Regions from separate parts of the Homo sapiens genome. Here all the other regions are linked to region 3. A link is a loop called in an ENCODE intact Hi-C map of the cell type or tissue named here. Cell type or tissue: tibial artery. All regions are shown on one strand. Each heading gives the region's core, and the rest is flanking DNA. Links, peaks and the distances in the headings are about the cores only. Region 1 has its middle 170 kb from the start of UST. Region 2 overlaps UST (uronyl 2-sulfotransferase). Region 3 overlaps LOC124901425 (a long non-coding RNA gene).

Evidence for each region. Peaks named below come from ENCODE experiments on the same cell type or tissue, not always from the same donor. Only the 100,000 strongest peaks of a DNase experiment are listed, where the experiment ranks them.
Region 1: a loop joins it to region 3, with 2.8 times the contacts of the local background. A loop is called at or near these places in 34 of 110 quality-filtered maps.
Region 2: a loop joins it to region 3, with 3 times the contacts of the local background. A loop is called at or near these places in 102 of 110 quality-filtered maps.

What each region holds. Positions count from the first base shown.
Region 1 is chr6:148,574,105-148,581,904 of GRCh38, reverse strand. No RefSeq gene overlaps it. Among named protein-coding and RNA genes, the nearest start is that of UST, 170 kb to the left of the region's middle. In tibial artery, for the core only: a CTCF peak has its summit at 3,574; a DNase peak (open chromatin) is centred at 3,484.
Region 2 is chr6:148,943,899-148,951,698 of GRCh38, reverse strand. All of the region lies in intron 3 of UST (uronyl 2-sulfotransferase), which reads right to left. Among named protein-coding and RNA genes, the nearest start is that of UST-AS1, 17 kb to the left of the region's middle. In tibial artery, for the core only: a CTCF peak has its summit at 3,610 (motif pointing right); a DNase peak (open chromatin) is centred at 3,598.
Region 3 is chr6:148,736,395-148,744,194 of GRCh38, reverse strand. It overlaps LOC124901425 (a long non-coding RNA gene), which reads left to right. Exons shown (of 2, transcript XR_007059806.1): 1 at 1-211. Among named protein-coding and RNA genes, the nearest start is that of UST, 6.7 kb to the left of the region's middle. In tibial artery, for the core only: a CTCF peak has its summit at 3,991; no DNase peak of the experiment used is centred there.

The DNA.
Region 1 (7,800 bases), core at 890-5,889, 160 kb after region 3:
ACGTGAATGGAATTGGAAGCCATTATCCTCAGCAAACTAATGCAGGAACAGAAAACCAAGTATTTCATGTTCTCACTTATAAGTGGGAGCTGAATGATGAGAACACATGGATACATGGTGAGGAACAAAACACAACTGGAGCTTGTCAGAGGGTGTGAGGTGGGAGGAGGAAGAGCATCAGGAAGAATTGCTAATGGATGCTGGGCTTAATACCTAGGTGATGGTATTTCTGGTAGTTAGGCATGAGTGGATCAGGAGAGGGCTCTTTTCCACCCACTGGGAATGTCGAGTGATGGTTTGGCAGTTATCACATTGCCTTTCTAAAAGCAATGAATTGGAAGCCAGTGCCAGGAAGGAGCCATTTCCTGATGGTCAACACCTGCCCAACTAAAGTGCTAATTGGATTCATATGCCAGGGAGAAACAACTTCCCAGCACATGCATTAAGACAAAATGGTGGAGTATGACCTTCCGAGGGCATACCGCCAGCAAAGGGAAGAAAGTCTCAGATGGTCATGCGTACAACTTCCTAACCACACTGTACGTGCTCTCCTCCCAACGGTAAGGAGGGCACTGTGCATGCTGGCAGCCCACCCTAAGGGAAGAATCATGGGAAAGGGGCCAGCCTGGAAAGTCCTAGGATCAAGGTTAAACAGAGCACTTGATCTGAGTGCCCACTTGGGTCTCTTCCAAGCATAGTTTTCTTTCTTTCTTTCCTGTTCTAAAGCCTTTTAAAATAAACTTCCGCTCTTGTTCTGAAACTCGCCTTGGTCTCTTTTTCTGCCTTATGCCTCTCTGTCTAATTCTTTCTTCTGAGGAGGCAAGAATTGAGGTTGCTGCAGACCCATACGGATTCACCTCTGGTAATTCGGATACCTTCCACCAGTAACAATGGGATGATCTGGGCAGCAAACCACCATGGCACACATTTACCTGTGTAACAAACCTGCACATCCTGCAAATGTACACCTGAACTTAAAATAATAGTTGGGGAAAAAAATTTTAAGTACGATCCTCCCCCCCCACCAAAAAAAAAAAAAGAAATCTGTGAGAATTCTTCAAATGTGACACGAAGACATGAAGTGAGAACATGCTGTTGGAAAAATGGTGCCAATAGACTTGCTGGATGCAGGGTTGCCCCAAGCCTTCAATTCGTGAAAAATGTAGTATGTGTGAAGTGCAACAAAGCAGAGAGCAATAAAATGAGGTATGCGTGTCCTTGATGATCTTATCAAGTTTGAGGAGTGAGCTCCCTGGCTTAGTCAGGGAACCACACGTGGAGGGTTACAAGCTATGTCAAAGGACTAGGGGATAAAAACCAAGCACAGTACAAATGGTTTTTAAGAGCCTGCATCATTCAGGAAGTTGCCAGAAGGAAGTGAGGACTTAAGGATAAATATTAATCGTGCTGGCATAAAAACAGACACACAGACCAGTGGAACAGAATAGGGAGGCCAGAAATCAATCCAACATATATGGTCTACTAATTTTCCACAAGGGCACCAAGAGGATATTTGCCTCTTCAATAAATGGTGCTAAGGAAACTGGATTTCTACATGCAAATAAATAAAATTGGGACTTTATCTTACACCATACATACAAATTAACTCAAAACATATAAAATACCTGCATGTAAGACCTGAAACCATAAACTTTTTAGAAAAAAATGTAGGAGACAAGCTCCTAGACATTGGTTTTGGAAATGATTTTTTTTTTTTTTTTTTGAGATGGAGTCTTGCACTGTTGCCCAGGCTGGAGTGCAGTGGTGGGATCTTGGCTCACTGCAAGCTCCACCTCCCGGGTTCACGCCATTCTTCTGCTTCAGCCTCCCGAGTAGCTGGGACTACAGGCGCCCGCCACCACGCCCAGCTAATTTTTTGTACTTTTTTAGTAGAGATGGGGTTTCACCGTGTTAGCCAGGATGGTCTTGATCTCCTGACCTCGTGATCCGCCCGCCTCGGCCTCCCATGATTTGTTAAATATTACACCAAAAGCTCAGGCTACTAAAGCAAAAATAAATAAATAAATGGGACTACATCAAACTAAAAGGCTCCTGCACAACAAAGGAAAAAACCAGCAAAATGAAAAGGCAACCTACAGACTGGGAAAAAATATTTGCCAACCACATATCTAATAAGGGGTTAATGCCCAAAATGTATAAGGAACTCTTACAACTCAATAGGAGAAAAACAAATAATCCAATTAAAAATGGGCAAAGGACTTGAACAGAATTTTCTCCAAAGAAGACATAAAAATGGCCAACATGTATATGAAAAAGTGCTCAACATCACAATCAGGGAAATGCAAATTAAAACCACTATGAGATAATGCCTCACACCTGTTAGGGTGGCTGTTATCAAATAGATGAGAGACAACAAATGTTGATGGGAGTGTGGAGAAAAGAAAACCGTCGTACATTGCTGGTGGGAATGAAGATTGGAACATTATAAAAAAAACAGCATGGAAGTTCCTAAAAACATTAAAAATAAAACTATGACATGATCCAGCAGTTCCTCTTCTGGGGATATACCAAAAAAGAGATGAAATCACCGCCTTGTAAAGATATCTACACTCCCATGTTAATTGCAGCATTATTCATCATAATTAAGAGATGGAAACAACTTAAGTGTCCACTGGAGGATAAATGGATAAAGAAAATGTGGCATATGTATATCAGTGGAAAGTAACCACTATACTATCTATACATGTCTCATAACATCATGTTGTAAACCTCAAATATACCAAATACAATTTATTTTTACTAAAAGGATAAGCAAATCATAGAGAAGTGGTTGAACTCCTCCCCCAAAAAGCACACATACAGGTGCTCCAAGGCAGACCAAAGCACACAGCCTGGGCTGAGAAGGGGACTAGGTCCCTAAGGGAAGACGTTGGGACAAGAGCCACTTACTCTAATCCTGTGGTGTCAAAGCAGGACCTGAATATGCCAGGCTGGCCAGTGGGGTCCACAGAAACTGAAGAGCACATGTCCAGTCCAGCCTCACAGCTGCCCTGCAAAAATTTGGGGTGGCTCTTGCCAGATTTACCTATTTTTCAATAGAAATGGAAACACCGGACTCTTCATTCTAAAATGTTGATACTTAATGTTTACAAAACGTTAACACTACAAGTGAAACAAAACATGTGCATGGGCCAAATTGACCCCAGGTAGACAATCTATGACTCAGGATTAGGTCCACATGGCACAGTCACCTACAGAGAATTGTCTGTGTCAAATCGGAGTCCGGCAGCCACCACTCAGGACGCTTTTCTATGCATGTACAGATATTCTTTACTTGTGAGTTGGGAGGGCTGATGCCCTGGATCTCAACAAACATTAACCAAAACAGATGAAGGTGACATGGTGATGGATTACTGCTGGGACTGTCTTCATCATGAGGTGACGTCCTCATTCTTCCCTAAGGCAGGCAGAGCTCAAACAAAGTCGCTGCCTCATTTCCACAGAACTCCTTGCTGCTTGGAGGGCCGCTGCCTCCTTCACACTGTCCCCAGGAGCAGCGCTGTGGAGCTGCCCCGTGTCACTTGAAGGGCGTCAGCACCACTGTGTGGTCAGGCTTCATAGCTCCGCACAGGCTGCTGGAATAAACCAGAACCCAGAAAATGTGATTTTCTTAAGTTGCATTGATGACAACTGAATTGAATTGAATTAAAAATACAATTAGCTTGATATGTATACAAATTCAGTGGGAAATGCTTTTGTAGATTCAAAGAATCTTTTGGGGAAGTAGGTAACCCATGCCCAGCCTGAATTTCTAAATTCTTGTATACATTCAGAATGATGAGTACCAGGTTTTCTGAATCACAAAGCTGAACGTGTGAGCAAGAGGTCCAAGGGCACACATTTAGACTTTGCTTCAGGAGTGGGAATTCCCCTCACCAATAACCACATGAATCTCAGGGCAGAGTTGGGGGAAGAAAGTTAAGAACCATATACACATAAAAAGAATGAGCTTATTAAGGAAAAAAATAACTTTACTTTAAAAATTATTATTTTAAATTATTAATTATTTAAAATCATTTGATTAAAATTATTAAATATTACATATGTTTAAAATATAAATTATGATCTATCTTAATTTCTGTTTAAATTAATTAAAATATTAAATGATTATATGTATCAATCTTCATAATTATTAAAATATTGTTTGTTTAAAATGAATAACAACAGAAAACAAACTTCATAAATATCAAAAACAACAGATTTCTTCTATAACAATATAGATCATTGTATAGATGTGTTCAAGAAGAGAGGGAACAAAAGAACTGGGGGTGAAATGGGAAAGAAAGACAAGGAGTTTTGGGGGACAAATATAAAACTGTCTATGGTTAAAGACTCCACTCCTCCAAGCTGTTGAAGCTGCCAACCAGATGGAATTCTTAGCGAGCCATTAAGCCTCTTTTAGTCCCAGCTTCCTTTCCTGCAAAAACGGGAATTACATAGCTGACCCTATCTGTCTACCAAATATGCTGTCAAAAGGCTTAATAGGATTTTTGTGAAAGCATTGGAAAATTATAAAGTATATAAGACATTATGGCATTTACAATAATATAGCTTTAGTAATATACATGGAAAAAAACATAGAAGAGGACAAAAGTAGATTGAGGGGGCCAAAGAGTGGCATGGGTGGCTCTTCTGGTTCTGCCTGCTGTGATGTGGCCATCAGAACAAATTTTCTCCAGCTATCTCTTGCCTGTAAAATTCAAGTTGTCTCAGTAGTCTTTTGAATGGTCCTGATCAGCTTTATTTCAGACTTTATACTTTACATTTTACTTTTATTTTTCTGAATCTCACCCTGTTGCCCAGGGTCTCACTCTGTTGCCCAGGCTGGAGTACAGTGGTGCGATCACAGCTCACTGCAGCCTCCACTTGCTGGGCTTAAGTAATCCTCCCACCTCAGCCTGCCGAGTAGCTGGGACTACAGGCACACGCCACCATGCTTGGCTAATTTATTAATTTTTTTGTAGAGATGAGGTCTCACTATGTTTTCCAGGCTGTTTTCAAAATGAAGCTCAAATTATGCACCCGCCTCAGCCCTCCAAAGTGCTGGGATTACAGGTGTGCGCCACTGTACCTGGTCCAAAGTTGACATTTTAAATAATGCCTGTCCTGACATGGAGTGTTGAAAAGTGTTACGTGTATGAAGAAATTTAGACATTTACATTGATGTGAACTTTGAATTTCTGTGACATTGAAGATTCCTTATCCATTACTTTTTATCAGAGATTGTTTTCCTCCCACTGTAAGTGCCTAAGAGTTAGATTCAGGATCAGCCTTTGCTTAGTTACTCTATATTATTGCTTGTATAGCTTAAATGTATGTATGGCAGTTCTAAGGAAGAACAGTGTGTAGGTAAAAGCAGCCTGAAACCATGAAATTCAGGATAGACACAGCCTCCTTGACCCACAGTTACTCTGGTACAATGACACTGTCAAACACTACTTTCATCTTATCACTTCTTATGGTTCTCCAGTGACTTAAAGGAATCCAAACTCTTTGTGGCAAACCAACCTCTTAACTGTCTTGCTCCAACCCACTTTTCCATCTAGTTCTGCAATCAGCCTAGGATAATACAGCATAACACTATATAGCAGCCCAGAAAGCAAATGGTTTAGACTGTATGTGGAGAATGGGCACTACAGGGGGGTCTTTAGAGAAATATAAACAATAATAAAATGATAGACCATCTGATATTCTTCAGCATTTACAAAAATCCATTGATAGCTAAATAATCCAAAGCAGAAAAAAAATTAAGTCTCAGTATATAGAAAGGAAAACCATGATAATTTCAGGAAAACAAAACATTTTGCAAGAATGAAAACATGATAATAGTGTATTACTTAGGTTTTGCAATCAATGTTATTTACAGGAACCTACTAACGTCAATTACCTGTACCTTTATTGCTTTGGCTAAAAGTGGGATATAACTACCATGGGATTGGAAAGAAAGGAAGAAGGGTAGGGAATAGAGAAGTACTAAATTTCCATCTAGCATAACAGAAAATCAATAGATAATGTTCCAGTTAACAAAAATAGTTCTGTAAGTATACTATTTAGAAATCTAGAAATAAATGTCATCTCGTTCATTATACCGATTATAAAGGTCTATTTTCATATTCTAGATACTCAATTTGAAAATGTCTTGCTTTTCCAGGAAGCTTTACACAGCCAATTGCCAATTTCTCAAGGCACCCTATACACCTAGGTTAAGGTTCTTTGTTTCAGAAAATGGATCTGAGTGCCTATTTTGAGTCTTTTCTTGATAATTTTGAATTCTTTGGACCAACTTCTTATAAAATATAAACGGTTTTTTTTCTACCATATCATTATAGAGTTGACAAATCACTCTGGGACCACTTGTCCATGGTGTCACTTTCTGGTTGGTTGTTCATTGGGCTTGCATGATGAGTGTTGACTTGTCTATTCCATGAGGATCCTTTCAGTGAAATTCGGCAATATGATCTTGAAAACCACTTCCGTGGTCACATAGAAACAACAATGCCTTGGAAACTCACCAGAGAACAAATGAATGAGGGACACTGTCACCCCCTGCCCTGCGATGTTGTGGAACTCTTTCCTTGGGGTTGGCAGTGACATGAGGCAACTGACCTAATGATAGTGTCAGTGGTGGCCCCTACATATAACATTAGTCACAATTTGTTTATTTTTAATATAAAGATTAAATATGCACAGACGTTCTCTATTTTTACCCTTCATTCTAGTGAACTGCCTTTCATACCCCACTCTGGATTGCAAGGTGTGTCTTTAAAGGGCCAATCTCCATGCTCTGCTTCTCAGCATTTTGCAAAATGTCCCTGAGTCAGAAGGGAGGGAGCATGGGCCACTGAGGTCTCTGAAGGAAAAATGGAGCTTTGGCCAGGGTGGAGCAAGGGAGTCATTTCCTTGAGTTCTTTTGCTTTACCTTAAAATTTTATGCAGTTTGTTTTCTATTTAAGAATGTTATACCTATGCATGCATTAAGCAAACACATTTGCATCAAACTCAAAGTGATAATTCAGGCAGAAGCCTGCTTGTTGTTCTAGTATCTCGTTTTTGAAGCATATCTGTAGGATAAAGGAATAAGGGTGATTTGAAATTATCACTAAGGAAAGCCAGCTATTGACCAAATTCATTCAAATGTCCTCCAGGAAATATTTTTTATTTGAATCACAATGGCAGTTTCTTACATTTTCTTTGCCCTCAGCCTATTCTCCCATTTTTCTGGCACCTTCATCAGGAGCTTCCTGTGGTAGTCAGCCTCCCATGGCCCCCAAAGATCCTCAATCCTGGATGTCTGTGCCTTGCTCAGACCCCTCCCATACTGAGCCAGGGCTGCCCTGGGTGGTGCATTCAATACGGGGAAGGTGATGATGCATAACTGCAGAGGTGAGGCCATGAGGGGCACTGCAGTACCTGCCTGCTTCTTCCAACAACTTGCTTACTCTGTGGAAGTGAAGCAGAATATTCAATGGCTAAGGGAGTACAAAGGTTCATATGTCCGCATTTGTCAATCTATTTGGGAGATGCAAAGACATCCACCAGAGAAGTTTTAATTTCCACTTCGCACTGAGTTAATACCATTAGATTGGATGAACATTGAACACATGAATGCACCCTAATTTTATGTGTATTTATTCATTTCTTGGCGAGTCTAGGGACATAGGATATCACTGTATTGCCCTCAGGCACCATTCGGCCCTGCTAAGTGCTTGTGATCATAATGTAGGAAGCCCAGCCAATGGTGCGCTTCTATTTGCATCTTTGTGAAGGATCAACTTCCGC
Region 2 (7,800 bases), core at 1,611-6,610, 210 kb before region 3:
GTTTTTGGCGACAAGCAGTCATATTCTGAACTCGTTGCTGCCATTGCTTGAGGTCTCTTGCCTGGTCCTCCCCCCATGGCCAGCAGCCTGCCTGTTCCTTCACCTAAATCTTATTTGCAGGAGAGGCATCAGGGGGTGACAATGGCACCACCTAAAATCACCAACGAGCCACCTCTCCTCTCCCTGGCTCATGCGGGACCACTCCTGGCCTTTAGTCTGATTCCATGGCATAAATTCACTCATCATTCATTGAGTACTTATTAGGCACTGGAGATAAAAACACGAATAAGATGGGTGGGAAGACACATGAAGAAGACAGTGGAATATGTCCTAATGGTGCCCTCAAACTCCACCATGGCCACAAACACACTTAATCCTCACCCATCTTTACTCTTTATCCAGCCTCATCCATCTCTGGACAGTCTGGTTCAGGTTACTGGTGCTCGGCATATTCCCACCTTTGATCCAGCTCTTTCCCGGACTCCCATAATTCAATGGTGTGTTGAGCCATGTGAATTCCACCTGTGCTATTTCCCTCAACTGGCTCTCAGGACCACACATGCTGTGGCCAGCCAAATGAGAGCCCTCCTTGTTCCTTCCTCACACTAAAGCCTGACCAAGTCCAAGCTCCAGTTTAAGTTCCCTCTTTCAGAATGTTCTTCTGCTACTCCTTGTGTGTCTAAATACTAACCACTCTTCACCTCTGGCTAAAATATCTACCCCTCCAAGTAGCCTTTCTGGATAGCCCTTTTCATTCAACATCCTTTGATCTCCCCTCTGTATCAGGCAATGTTGCTCAGGGTTATGGCTATAGAGATGATGGATTTGGTTCTTGCTGTTAGGAAGCTGTCAGAGTCTTGTGGGTGAGGTGGACTAAGAGGCAGGTACAATCATGTGATAACCACCATGAGGTAGATGGTAGATAAGTGAAGCACCTCTCTCTACATTCAGATGGAGAGGTAATGCTTCCCCAGGGAGGTTTCCCTCAGTAGTCTGGAAGGGCCTAGAGGAGTTAGCCAGGAAAGAAAGGGATTCATGGCATTGCAAATAATGAAGAGCAGATACAAAAGGCAGAACATAAAATGATACGGCACCAAGGAACTGCAGGAGTTCAGTGTGCCAGAGGTGTTCAGTGATCCGAGATGGGATCAGCAAAGTAGCAGGTGAGACTAGAGAATCAGGTAAGAGTCAGGTAATGGAGGGCACTGCAGATCACAGCAGGAATTCTGACATTTATTCTGTGGGTGATCAACAGCCAGAAAAAATTCTTTTTTCCAGATCTGAGGACAGGGTGGAGAATGTGAAGAAGGGTAAGGATTAGATACAGAAGCACAGCCAGGAAGACTGGGCAATAATCCCAACAGCAAATGACAATGGCATGAACTGAGGTCGTGGTTTTCAGTGTGGTCCCCAGACCTGCAGCATCAGCATCACCCGAGACTTGTTAGAAATGCAAATTCTCAGGATCCGCCCCAGGCCTTCTGAATTAGAAGGAACTCTGGGGGAAGGGGTGCCAGCAGTCTGTGTTTTGCCAAGCCTTCCAAGGGATGCTAAGGCACAAAAGTGTGAGAACCACTGAAATAAGTCAATGTAAGTAAGACAGAAGGGGAGGTTCCGGGAGGGTTAAGGAGGTGACTACCTGCCAATGGAAGGGAGGCAGGGCAAGTGGCCAAGAGAGCTTCCTTCCCAGATTCCTGGCTAGGACAACCAAATACGTGATGGTATCCATTCATGGAGATGGGCAATGCTGGGGGAGGAAAAGATTTGGCTGCAGATAAGGGGGGAAATGGGCTTGGTTTTGAACATGACCTTCCATAGCAGTGCATCTGAAAATTCTTCAGGACATGCACTTTCTACATTACATTGTAGTTGAGTTTGTGCACGAGTCTGAGCTGAAATGTAAATTCTGTGAGGGTTGGGGGCAGGCTTTATCCCCTAGAAAGCCTACTCAAGGTACTTGGACAGAACATACACCCCACAAATATTTATGAAATGAAGCTATCATCTTTAGAAATCCTTTTTGGAGTCAAGAAATGTATAGTTAACTGAAGACAGAATTATCTAGCACTCAGGCTATGAATTTAGCCTTTCTGAGACAGACCCATATGTTCATTATCCTGGTGTCACATGGGGCAAACAGTCTTACCATTATAACATCCAGGACATAACACCATCAAACAGACTCCCATTTTCTGAGTGCACCAAGGTGCTCTTTATACATATGGTGTCATTTAATCCTCACAAGAACCCCATGAATAAGTAATATTATTATTATTATTATTATTATTATTATTATTATTATTTTGAGACAAAGTCTCTGCTGCCCAGGCTGGAGTGCAGTGGACAAGAAACCCACGGATAAGTATTATTATTATTATTATTATTATTATTATTATTATTATTATTTTGAGACGAAGTCTCACTCTGCTGCCCAGGCTGGAGTGCAGTGGCGCAATCTTGGCTCACTGCAACCTCCCCCTCCCAGGTTCAAGCGATTCTCCTGCCCCAGCCTCCCCAGTAGCTGGGATTATAGGCGCCTGCCACCACGCCCAGCTAATTTTTGTATTTTTAGTAGAGACAGGGTTTCACCATGTTGGTCAGGCTGGTCTTGAACTCCTGACCTCAGGTGATCCACCCGCCTTGGCCTGCCAAAGTGCTAGGATTACAGGTGTGAGCCACCGTGCCCAGCCATGGATAAGTATTATTATCCCTACTGTAGAGGTTAAGAAACTGAGGCACAAAAGGCTGCATTGGTTGCTTAAAGCCTTATCCACACAAGAGGTAAAGCCAGGATTGAAATCCAAGTCTTTCCAAACCCTAAATCCTGTTTTTTATTTACTGGCTGCAATCTATTCACCATTCCCACCGAGATTTGATCTATACATAACCTTTCAAAATGGAAGGAACAGATTGGTTAGCACAAAAGTCTGGAGAACAAAGAAGGTTTATGGAATATAAATTTTCTTCTTTTCTTGTGATGTGCTGAAAATTTGAAAGAAAGTTCTAACAGATGGAAAAGCATTATGAAATAATACAAAAATAAAAGCTTTAAAATGCCAGAGATAATACTTTTTAAAAGTTCTAGGTGGGAAAACTGAGTATATATCCTAACAAGAACAGAAAATTAATTTTAAATACTAAAAAAGATAACTATGTAATGAAAGATACCTAAAAGAAAAAAATCAGATCACAGCATATCAGTAAGTAATTCCTAATCTTTTGCTTTCAACCTGACTGGCTGGGATGGTGCAGCAGAAAACCTTTACCTGCAGTTCTACCAACACAGTCAGACTTTGCTCCTGACTTCTTGGCAAATATTTGTCAGCAGAGGCGGTATCTAACCCTACGTGGTTCATAAGTGAATTCTGTGTCACTCATGAACACCTAGACGTCTTACAATTTTGCAAAGCATTTTACAGAAAGGACATGTTTTTAACATATCAAAGCAAAATAAGGAGTAGCTCACAGGAAGAGCCTTGGCCCTTGAACCTCAGAGCCTGGGAAGATGGCTGGAGGCTCCGGTGACCCTTCCCTCTTCCCACAGTATGGGGTAGCCCTTGTAAGCAGGAGGCAGGATGGCCTGCGGGAAGCAGTCAGCGCAACACACGCCTGCAATGAAGAAGAAGTCCACCAGGGGGAGCAATGACATGATCAAGGCAAAGAGCCTGGGTCTCAATTACAGAGAAAATCTCATGGCTGCAACTGGAAGGAAAGGAAAAACTTATTTTATTTTTGCAGGCCTTGCTGCTTCTTCCTTGTTTTTCTTTTTTTTTTTTCCACCAAGTTTCTATTAGCGGACTCAGTTTCTGTGTGTAGGGCTCCAAGACTAGACGTCTGCAGGGCTGTGTGAACTAATCCCTGTGGCATGGAAAGGGACCAGGCTCCTCTCTTTGGTTTGACTCTAAGGTCCAGTTGGAGCACTCTCATGCCTGTGGACACTGTCCCCACTCCTATAAAGTCGGGAAGTTCTGACGGTCATTCTAAGCGAGGCTTTTCCAAAACATGTCAAGCCAGAGAAAGGTTCCTGGGATAAAGAGAGAGGCTCATGAGGAGACAACACTTCATAAATCTTCAGGGACGCATGGAGTCTTCAGGGGTTTGAGAGAGTCTCAGGTGACAGCGGGATTTTCCTAGCGTAGTAAAGGATTCACTTCAATAAAAGGAAAACTTTCTAATAATCAGAGGCTTTTGTGAAATCATTCCTTGCTAGGGCTGTGCGTGAGGACCTCTTCGGGAGTTTTTCCCCTGCAAAATACAAATAACTTTGGCTCTGCCTTTACAAGTTTAGCTCTGTATTTTGCAGTGGGACCTGAATACACATATTGTGAGAACGCTCCCCAGCAGATTTTGGTGCCTATCGTGATTAAGAACAATTTTTTATTAACCCATGTATGCCTAGTGTTCCATTATTGGAACGCTAAGCATGTGGGAGTTATTTACATCCTACTGCTCAAGGTCATTGCCAAGGTCTGATTGCAAAAATTTAAAAAAATTGCTACCTCAGGCATAAATGGAATAGCTTCCCACTGTCTACAGAAGAAAGTTCCAACTCCGAAGCCCAGCATTTAAAGTTCGGGATTTGACCCCCGTTTGCTTTCAAGTCTTATTCTCCCACATTATTCTTAATTTACACTATATTTTAATCAGATTCCTGTACACACTTATTCCTCCTTCTAACATGGGGCAATAATGCTTTCCTAACAATGTTGCCTCGAGGATTAGAAATAGGGTGCACTAATATCTAGTGGGCTGTCTGGGGTTTAATACGCACATTAATACTAGGTTCTCAATAAATATTCATCAAAGTGAATGAACAAAAAACAGAGAAATCTGCTGTAAAAATGAATGAGTGCACCTTTTTTTTTTTTTTTTTTTTTTTTTTTTTGGGATGGAGTCTCGCTCTGTCGCCCAGGCTAGAGTGCAGTGGCGCAATCTCGGCTCACTGCAAGCTCCACCTCCCAGGTTCAGGCCATTATCCTGCCTCAGCCTCCCAAGTAGTTGGGACTACAGGCACCCGCCACCACGCCCGGCTAATTTTTTGTATTTTGTTTAGTAGAGACAGGGTTTCACCATGTTAGCCAGGATGGTCTTGATCTCCTGACCTCGTGATCCGCCCGCCTCAGCCTCCCAAAGTGCTGAGATTACAGGTATGAGCCACCGCACCCGGCCTTTTTTTTTTTTTTTTTTTGAGATGGAGTCTTGCTCTGTCGCCCAGGCTGGAGTGCAGTCGTGCAACTTCGGCTCACTGCAACCTCTGCCTCCTGGGTTCAAGTGATTCTCTTCCCTCAGCCTCCTGAGTAGCTGGGATTACAGGCGTGCACCACCACGCCCATCTAATTTTTGTGTTTTTAGTAGAGACAGGGTTTCACCATGTTGGCCAGGCTGGTCTCGAACTCCTGACCTCAGGTGATCCACCGCCTCGGCCTCCCAGAGTGCTGGGATTACAGGCGTGAGCCACCATGCCTGGCCCACCTTCTTGATTAAACAGAGGCCCGATTAACCATGCCTTAGGGATCCCTGTAGCCTGTAGACTTTTACAAACTTAACATGATTTTTTTAGGTGAGTTGGGTTTTTTCCCCCTAAGTCTCACTGCTTTCTAGCCACCATTCAGACTTGAAACTTGCAGGGGGCAAGAGCAACAGGAGAGGGAAATTTAAAATATTGTAAGGAAATAGTGTTTTGATAAGGAAGCTAAAGCTATCTAGGGCACATGGGCATAGGATCTCTCTCTCCTCCACCCTTTATATAACTCTTCAAGGTTTTAATAATTTGAATAGCTGTTGGAGGGTCAGAACAGATGTTACGTTTATAGTGATATAGTAGCCTTTACTGTTACAACTGGTGGGAGGATGTGGACTTGCCTAGTATTTCACAGACAATGAACTGGAGTTCTGCAGAATGCAAATGAGTCACAAACACTCATTAAGACTCCCCTGAACAATGAAGACTGCAAAAACGCTAGGTGAAATCCAGTCAAACAGTTTGTTTGCAGTTTTGTTTTTAATTTTCGAAGTCTTCAAAATGCGAATAATCATCGTGAATTGATTCATTCGGGACAAGGCACGCAACATTTACCAAATTTATTGAACCATAATATTTTTTTTCTTTCAATGTCTTAGAGGACTAGGATTCTCAGGAACATACCTAGGGCAATGCTGGTATGATGATTTCGACAGAGCTTCTTAACCCTGGCTGCATCATAAAATCTCTTGTGACACTTCATTAAAGAAAAAGTTTTCTGGGCTCTACCCCAGAATCTCCAGGAGAAGGGCCACTGCAACTCTAGGTTTTAAAAGGCTCTGCTGAGATTCTGCTATCCAGCTAGAGGAGATAAACACTGCATGATGAGAATGGCTTTTGGATTAAGGAAGGCCTAGGTTCAAGGCCAAGAGCCACTGATAGTCATTACAATGTATTTGGAAAGTTACAATCTGATTGTCTTAGGTGTCTCACCCATAAAACAGGGAATCATACCCACTCAGTAGTATATTTTTAGGTCCAAAAAGTTCAATGAAACAATGAAGAAAAACAATGCAGGTTGTAGGTGCTGTATCCAACACGTAATCCTCAGTTTCAACAGAAATAGAAATAGTAAAATTATGTGCCTTCTCAATATGCTGGTAACTTTTGCTTTTCTTTAAAGAGAATGAAAGTAATTATGGATTCTCATAGTTGTAATACACCTGCAGCACTCTGACCTTTCTTGTATTTAGAGCAATGCTCAGAAAGATGGTGTCACCTCTTAACCAAAGATGGTTATGTGTTTTTTTGGCAATCACATGCCATGTCTTCTGGGGAAAAAAATTCCCTATTTTTCAAAGCTGTATATAATCTCCATTTTTCAAGAGATAATTTAAGCCAGCTTAAGACCTGAAATCTAGTTTTAGGGCATAAATGCAATGATGTCATCACAGGTTTGCATGATGAGCTGTGCGAAAGTCCAACACTTGCCCAGCAGCCATTGCCCATGCTCTGCTGTTGAGGTGATATTTCCCAAAATATGAACTTCAAAGGTATTTCTATTTTTATAAGGACAGATGTAGTGGGATTTTTATAGGCATTCTAACATTTGGTGTCTTCACACTCCCTTTCCTTTTTAATAATCCCTTCAGTGTCTTGTTCCATTTAATAGATTTAAAAAATTTAGCTCTGTGTGTGTGTGTGTGTGTGTGTGTGTGTGTGTGTGTGTATGATCACAACTACCCTCCAGAGAGCAATGCATGTGTGAATTTGACTGTGGCCCAGAGAGGTGCCTTTTTGTATGAATGAAATGGAATAGATAATCTGGTCTTAGAAATGGATAATATTCCAAAGTTCATTTGTAAGTCAGTAGTTTGAAACTTGGAGCACATTTTCTCATAAAAGAAATTCTCTACACGGTGGATAAAGTCCCAGGCCAGCCCACAAGAGCCTGTTTAAGTCATACTGCACCTGAAGTGGAATTGTTATTAACTCTAGAGGACAATGATTCTATGGGAACAAATTTTCAGAATTCTACCATTTATAGGTGAGAACAACTGACTACAATTTCCACTAGTCTTCTAAACCATTTCCCCCTTCATTCCTCTAATAAATTACCAAAAAAGGAGCTATTCATACCACAAATTATTTCTTGAATATATATTAAAATAATATTTTTTCTGTTTATGCACGTTGAAACTTTAATAAAAGCAATACAAGGACAAAAAAAGTGTTTCTCTAAATGTTGTTGAACTTCAAACTGGGTTTCTTGTCCTTTTATTTCCTGGCTTCTCTCTCTGCATGCCAGAGCCAGATGGCTGCGGAGAGGTAATAGTTAC
Region 3 (7,800 bases), core at 1,340-6,339:
TCAAGTCTGTGTTCATCCATCTCATGTGTTTACTTCTTTCTTTATCCAGTTTTGATTCCTGATCCATCATTCTGATCTCCTTCTTGCAAACACCCCTTCATTCCCCCTGTTTCTCTCATCTTATATCCTACAGTGCTTGTCTGGTGAAACCCAGGCTCAGTTAAACCCAACCATGCAACTGGACTGGATTGCAGAAAAACACACAGCGCTGGTAAGTGGCTTTTCTTTAAATTAGAGAGCACAGATTTCAGACAGATGCACACCCATGGCTGCCCAGCAATCCCACTCACTAAAAGGACTATTCCATAGTGTCTTTCTCTTCAAACCTCCCATCTCCACCCTCTGCTTTCTTCCCTTCAGTCTCAGGGGATGACCTGGATCAGCCTTTGTTGAGAAAATAGAAGCAGTAGGATGAGAGCTCACTCATTTCCTACCAATCTGTGCCCCGTGCTCTTGGCCTCCCTCCCTGTTTCATCGTGTTCCTGCTTCTATCAAGGCCATGCTGCCACGTGTGCCCTAGACTGCCGTTCCCACCAACCCCAGTCCCACACCCAAGCCTGCCCCCTCCATAGCCTTCTGCATCTCTGTAAATCATTACACTCTCAAGTCACTTGGGCCCCAAACCAGAAGTCTTAGTTTTTCTATTAATAGTTCATTCATTCTTGTATCTAAACCATCTGCAAATCCTATAGGATTCAAAAAAAAGTCCAGTATCTGACATCCTTTGCCACCCCCCCGGGCCAAACCACTGTCTTCTCTCACCTGGATTGTTGCAAAGGCTACTTATATTCATCATGTTTCAGTTTAGCTACATAGAGCTGGAAAAAAAAAACCGCAAATTTAAAAACCAGTGGCTTAAACAGAAAAGAACTTTATTTTTTTTTCTCTCTCTCTTTTTTTTTCCTTTTTGAAACAGAGTCTCCCTCTTTTGCCCAGGCTGGAGTTCAGCCACGCAATCTCAGCTCGCTGCAACCTCCTTCTCCGGGGTTCAAGTGATTCTCCTGCCTCAGCCTCCCAAGTAGCTGGGATTACAAGCGTGTACTACCACACCTGGCTAATTTTTGTATTTTTAGTAGAGACGGGGTTTCATCAAGTTGGCCAGGCTGGTCTCGAACTCCTGACCTCAAATGATCCACCCACCTCGGCCTCCCAAAGTGCTAGGATTACAGGCATGAGCTACCATGCCTGGCCCATTTCTCTCTCATGTGAAACGAGTCCAGAAATAGGCCGTCCAGATTTGGTGTGGTATTTCTATGCTATCCTCAGGGACCCACCTGAGCTTTCTGTTCCACCATCCTCAGCATGTGGCTTCCATTTTAAAGGCCGTCTTATGCAATGTAATCAGCATTTCAAAAAGGTATGAAATCTTCATACCTCTTTGATATGTTCATTGCAGCATTGTGCACAATAGCCAAGATATGGAATCAACCTAAGTGTCCATCAATAGATGAATGGATAATACTATTCAGCCTCAAGAAGGAAATCTTGTCATTTGCAATAACACAGGTTAATCTGGAGGATATTATGTTAAAGGAAATAAGCCAGACACAGAAAGACAAATACTACATGATCTCACTTATATGTGAAATCTAAAAAAGGCCATCTCATTGAAGCAGAGAGAGGAATTACAGTTAACAGGGTTTAAGGAGGGAAGGGTAGGGATTGAGGAGATGTTGGTCAAAGGATACAAAATTTCAGCTAGGCAGCAGGAATAAATTCAAGAGTTCTGTAACGTAGTGACTATAGTTAATAACATATCGTATCGTATACTTGAAAAGTGTTAAGAGAATAGATTTTAAGTGTTCTTACCACAAATAAATGATAAGAATGCAGAAGGGGAGAAAAACAAAACAAAACAAAAAGATCTCCTTATGGTTGCAGATGGCTGCTAGAGTTCCAGCTATTATGTCTATGTTCCAGGTTGGCAGCAGAAGGAAGCAAAAGAGCAAAGAACTCCCAACTGAGTAGGCTCTTTTTAAGCAGTGCTCCAAAGTGTGCTATAAATCTACCTTCTTATAGGTCATTGGCCAGAAATTAATCACATGACTCTGTCTAATTGTAAGGGACAGGGGACAGAGAGTATCTAGGAAATCTAGACTTTAGCTGGGTGCGTTGCTGCCACAAATAAGAATCAGGGTTCTATTGCTAAAGAAAGAAAGGGCAGATGGCTACTATGTGGCAATCAGCAATTTCTGTTGTTCCTCCTGACTGGTCTGCCTGCTCCCAGCCTTTCACCCCATATTCCATTCTCCTCAGAGCAGCCAAAATAGCCATTGCTGCTCAAAACTTGCCAGTGGCTTCCAATGCACTCAGAGTAAAAGGCAGCATCCTAGAGTAGCCTCTGAGGTCTTACTCAATCTGGCTCCATTGTTTCTCTGACCTCATCTCTTATCACTTTTCCTGCTCACCCTTACCTATCCTCATTCATCAGACAAGACAAAAACTTGCTCCTCTATTAGGACCTTTGCTTTCACACTTCCCTCTGCCTAGAAAGTTCTTTTCCACACCTCTGCATGGCTTGACTTTTGACTTCCTCCCAGTTTTGCTCAATGTTGCCTTATCAGAGGAGTTTTCTGGGACTACTCTCTATGTAATGCACGTGTGCATCCACATTCCTTATTCTCTTGACCTCTTTAGCTTTCTCCATGGAATGTACCATAATCTGAAATGTTAGTATTTTGTATGTGTTGTATATTTCTCCCCCCTAGAAAACAAGCATCTTGAAGGCTATGATTTTGTCCCATTTGTTTATTGTTTTATCTCCAATACCTAGAATAGTGCTCACAGGTAGTGATCACTCAAGAAATATTTGTTGAATAAAAAGATGAGTTTTTTATAGGAAGAGTCTGATGTTCGGTGAGTCAAATCTCATTGATTCCGTGGTCGGCCAAGTGCGGATGAGACGTGGAGGTCCTAGAAAGTAGGCCTCCGTGCTGCGAGAACATTCAGATAATCATCAAAAGAATTGTTTGCAGTTGAAGATGTATTCACTGAAAGAAAGGGTGAATGAATGAATGAGGCCCTCACCACCTCCGTGACCCCTAATTAGCAATGCAGCTACTCCCTGTGATCATGAACGCCTCATGGAATCATAAAAGAGATGAGTCTATTGGCTTTGCCTGGTGTTGCCATTCCCCTTGGCAGAGAGGCTGCTGCTCTTTAGGACTGCTGTTCATTTCAGGGATTGGGGCCATCAGTCTCTTGGAGAACCAAGCTGTCTGAGCTTTGACCTTGGAAAAGAAAGAGAGAAAGAAAGAAACTGGAGAGTTGCTCTGGTTTGTGGGGCAGAAATGCACTGAAAACCATCTGGGAAGGTAGTGCTTGCCTTTGCCTGAACAGTGTCTCAAAAGCATATCTGACCAGAGTGTATGATCTAGAGGCACATTTGGATGGGAGGATTATAAAAACTGCACTTAGTAGCCAATAAGCTATTGCTTATATTTAAACTCCTATGCAATGACACAACTTTTGAAAACTCAGCTTTTAACTTATGCTTAACAACAACTGTATTTCAAGTCAAAAGTGCACTGCACAACTGGTCCCTGAGACTGGCCAGTGTGACACTATTAGCCACCTAAAGCCTCTTTTGGAAACAGTCTCAGTACTGTCTCTATTTTTCCTGAAGTATAATGGACCATTAGTATAAGCAGAGGGAAAGGAAAAAAAAAAAGTCAAATACTTACCGGTGGCTTTCATGTTATTCTCAGTTGCCTCTTACCCTGCCATGAGTAGAATCTATACAGTTGAATCTCTGACTAACCTTAATTCCTCATTTCCAAGATCCTTGTCAATTTACAATGTTAAGCTAGTGCTCTTCTCATTTTAGAGGTCATTGTCTGGTGTTAATGCATAAACGCTGAAATCGATGTAGAAGTGATATCCTTTTTCCTTCCTTCCTAACAATGTCATTAATCCTTGTTCAATGGGCACATTACATATCTTCCTGTCCTTTTAGAAAAAAAATATTACTCAAGCTTTGCAAAGTACTTTAAAATAATTTTTTGAAGAACAGCCAAATACTAAACTATGACGATAAGAGTCAGCCCTCTAGTGAAGAATCTTAGTAAAGATTCCCAAGGTCATTTTAGTAGAAAAGTTAAGAAAATATTACATTGTGAAGCATAAACTTTCAGCCCTGAAAATTACTAACCTTCTGACCTAGAGTCAATTACTTAATCTCTTTGTGCTTTCATTTTCTCTTCTGTCAAGAATGGATGATAAAGCCCGTACTCCTGGGTTCACAGGGCTCTGGTCTGGTTCAAAAGCGCGCTTACCTGGCTGGGAAACTACATCACCAGCTGGCTGCTTTTCTCTATGGTACTTGCTGTGAAGTGGTCCAAGACATTATTCCACCCAGAGAAATTGGACTGCAGAATGATGGTACTGCAAACTCTTATTTAAAAAGTAGGCTGGGCACGGTGGCTCACGCCTGGAATCCCAGCAGTGTGGGAGGTGGAGGTGGGTGGATCACATGAGATCAGGAGTTCGAGATCAGCCTGGCCAACATGGTGAAATCCTGTGTCTACTAAAAATAGAAAAATTAGCTGGGCATCGTGGCGGGCATCTGTAATCCCAGATACTTGGGAGGCTGAGGCAGAAGAATCGCTTGAACCCAAGAGGTGAAGGTTGGAGTGAACCAAGATCGCACCACTACAGTCCAGCCTGGGTGACAGAACGAGACTGTGTCTAAATAAATAAATAAATAAAATAAAGAGCAGGCAATTTGAAGCATGGGAGAAACATGGGTCTTGATCCACAACTTATATGGGAACAAATGTGATTTGGCAAGTAGCCTGAGTAGATTCTGAGCCTCATTGTCATTACCTGTGAGATACGGTAAAGCACATAGCATCCCGTGATGGGATTAAATATATTTTAAGTGTGGGTACATGTAAGTCAGAATACATGTAAGTCAGATTATTTTTAAAGATAAGAAAACTAGAATCTAAATAAATTACATAATCTGCACAAATTTGCATTATTTGTGACTGACATCACCAGAACTCAAATAGAGATTGCGCAAGTCCATCTCTAAACCTTTTTTTTTTTTTTTTTTTGAGATGGAGTCTCGCTTTGTCACTCAGGCTGGAGTGCAGTGGCGTGATCTTGGGTCACTGCAACCTCCATCTCCCAGGTTCAAGTGATTCTCCTCCCTCAGCTTCCTGAGTACCTGGGATTACAGGCACCTGCCACCATGCCCGGCTATATATATATATATATATATAATATATATAATTATAATGTATTATATATATATTTTATATATAAAATTTTATATACAAAATATATATTTTTATATAATATATATAATATATTATATAATATATTATATAATATATTATATATATAATATATTATATAATATATTATATAATATATTATATATTATATAATATATAATATATATAATATAATATATAATATATTATATAATATATAATATATATAATATTATATGTATGACATATAAAAGATATATTATATATAAAATGTATGACATATAAAAGATATATTATATATAAAATGTATGACATATAAAAGATATATATAAAATGTATGACATATAAAATATATATTATATATAAAATGTATGACATATAAAATATATATTATATATAAAATGTATGACATATAAAATATATATTATATATAAAATGTATGACATATAAAATATATATTATATATAAAATGTATGACATATAAAATATATATTATATATAAAATATATGACATATAAAATATATATTATATATAAAATATATGACATATAAAATATATATTTTATATAAAATATATAGTATATAAAATATATTTTATATATAAAATATATAGTATATAAAATATATTTTATATATAAAATATATAATATAAAATATACAATATATAAAATATATTTTATATATTATATATTATATATAAAATATATTTTATATATAATATATTATATATAAAATATATAATATATAAAATATATATAATATATATAATATATATAATATATTATATATAAAATATATATATATAATATAAAATATATATTTATATATATATATATATTTGTATTTTTAGTGGAGATGGGGTTTCGCCATGTTGGCCAGACTGGTCTCAAAACTCCTGACCTCAGTGATCCACCCACCTCAGCCTCCCCAAGTGTTGAGATTACAGGCGTGAGGCACCGTGCCCGGCCTCTAATACTTTTTCCACAATAAAATGGATTTCATTTTGGCCACTGACCTCCTCTGAGTATTCAACAAACCTATGAACCTACCTCCTAGAAAAATGAATGTATCTTCTGTATATAATTTCAGCACACCCATGGACCTTCTAGGGGTCCATGGACTCAGATTAAGAACCTGAGCACTAAAGGCTGTGGTCTCTCCTGAATATGCCTGAGTGCATTTACTAAAGGAGAATCTAATTTTTTGCCCTTATGTCAGAAGAGAAAAGCAGATTTTATGGTACTAAAGCAGTCTGGAAAAAGTCTTTAAAAGAAGTTGGAAATATAGAATTTTTATTCACACATTCATGGTCTTTAAAATACTCCTGGGGTGCTAAAGAGGTTCCAGAATTGGAGCTGTATTCAGACATACATTCATTCAGCAGATCCTTACTGAGGGCCCAACGTGTGCCTGGCCCGGGATTTGCAGTGGGGCCCAAGACAAGCCCTGCTCCCATGAAATTCACATCCACCGTGAGGGGAGATGGATGGCGAATAAACAAATATATTATGCTAGGTAGTGTTAAGTGTTATTGAGAGAATAAGACAGGGTGATGCGACTAAGAGTGATGGGTTGAAAGGAGCAGTCTACTGCAGACTGCGTGGACAGGGACAACTTCTCTAAGGAGTTGACCTTTGCAATGTGACCTAAAGGATGAGAAGGATCTTCCTGGGGAAGTTCTGGGGCACAAGCATTTCATGCAGAGAAAACATCCATTTAAGGTCTTTCTGCCTCATATCTTCCCTAAAATGGAAATAGACTTGGTATGTGCCACCGTGATGGGAGTGGGTCATTGAGAAAACAGGTGACATGAGATGAGGCTGGAGAGGTGGGTGGTGCCAGTCCCTGTAGGGCTTTGTAGACCAGGGTAGAGAGTTTGGGTTTTATTCAAGGTGAGATGGGAAAGGGTTCAATGATCAACATGAGCTGATTCATGTTTTTAATTCATCACTTAGGGTGCTGTGTAAGGTTGGCTTGTTGGCAGTGAAAGTGGCAGTAGGAAGATGAGTCATCCAGTAAAATGGTGAGGCTGGCTGGGCTCAGGCTGGTAATGGGGAAGACAGAAAGAAGTTAAACTCAGGATGTGTTTTTTTGGAGGTCGAGGGTATAAACTTGTCAACGAAGTGGATGACGGGAAGTGAGAGAAGAACTAAGCTAAGAATGATACCTAAGGTTTTTGTCAGAGCACCTGGAATGATGCTGAAGCTATTTCTCTGTTTCTTGAAATGCAGAAAACTGAAGCAGGAGCAGGCTTGGGAGAGGGACATGGGTGGCCAAAGTAACCAAGAGTTATGATCAACTATGTTAAGTAGGCAACTGGATATATGAATTTGGAGCTCCAGGGAAAGGTCATGGCTAAAGACATAAATTCAGAAGTTATTTCTATCAATGTGGTATATAAAATCACATAATTGAATAAAATTACCTAGAGAAGCATGTAGATGGAAGGAATAAAAGATGGCACAGGACAAAGCCTTCAGGAAGTCCAACATGCAGAGGTCAAACAGAATAAGTTCACCCAGCAAAAGAGATTGAGTGAGTAGGCAGAGGGCCCAGAGGAAAACCAGGAGAGTGTGGTGTC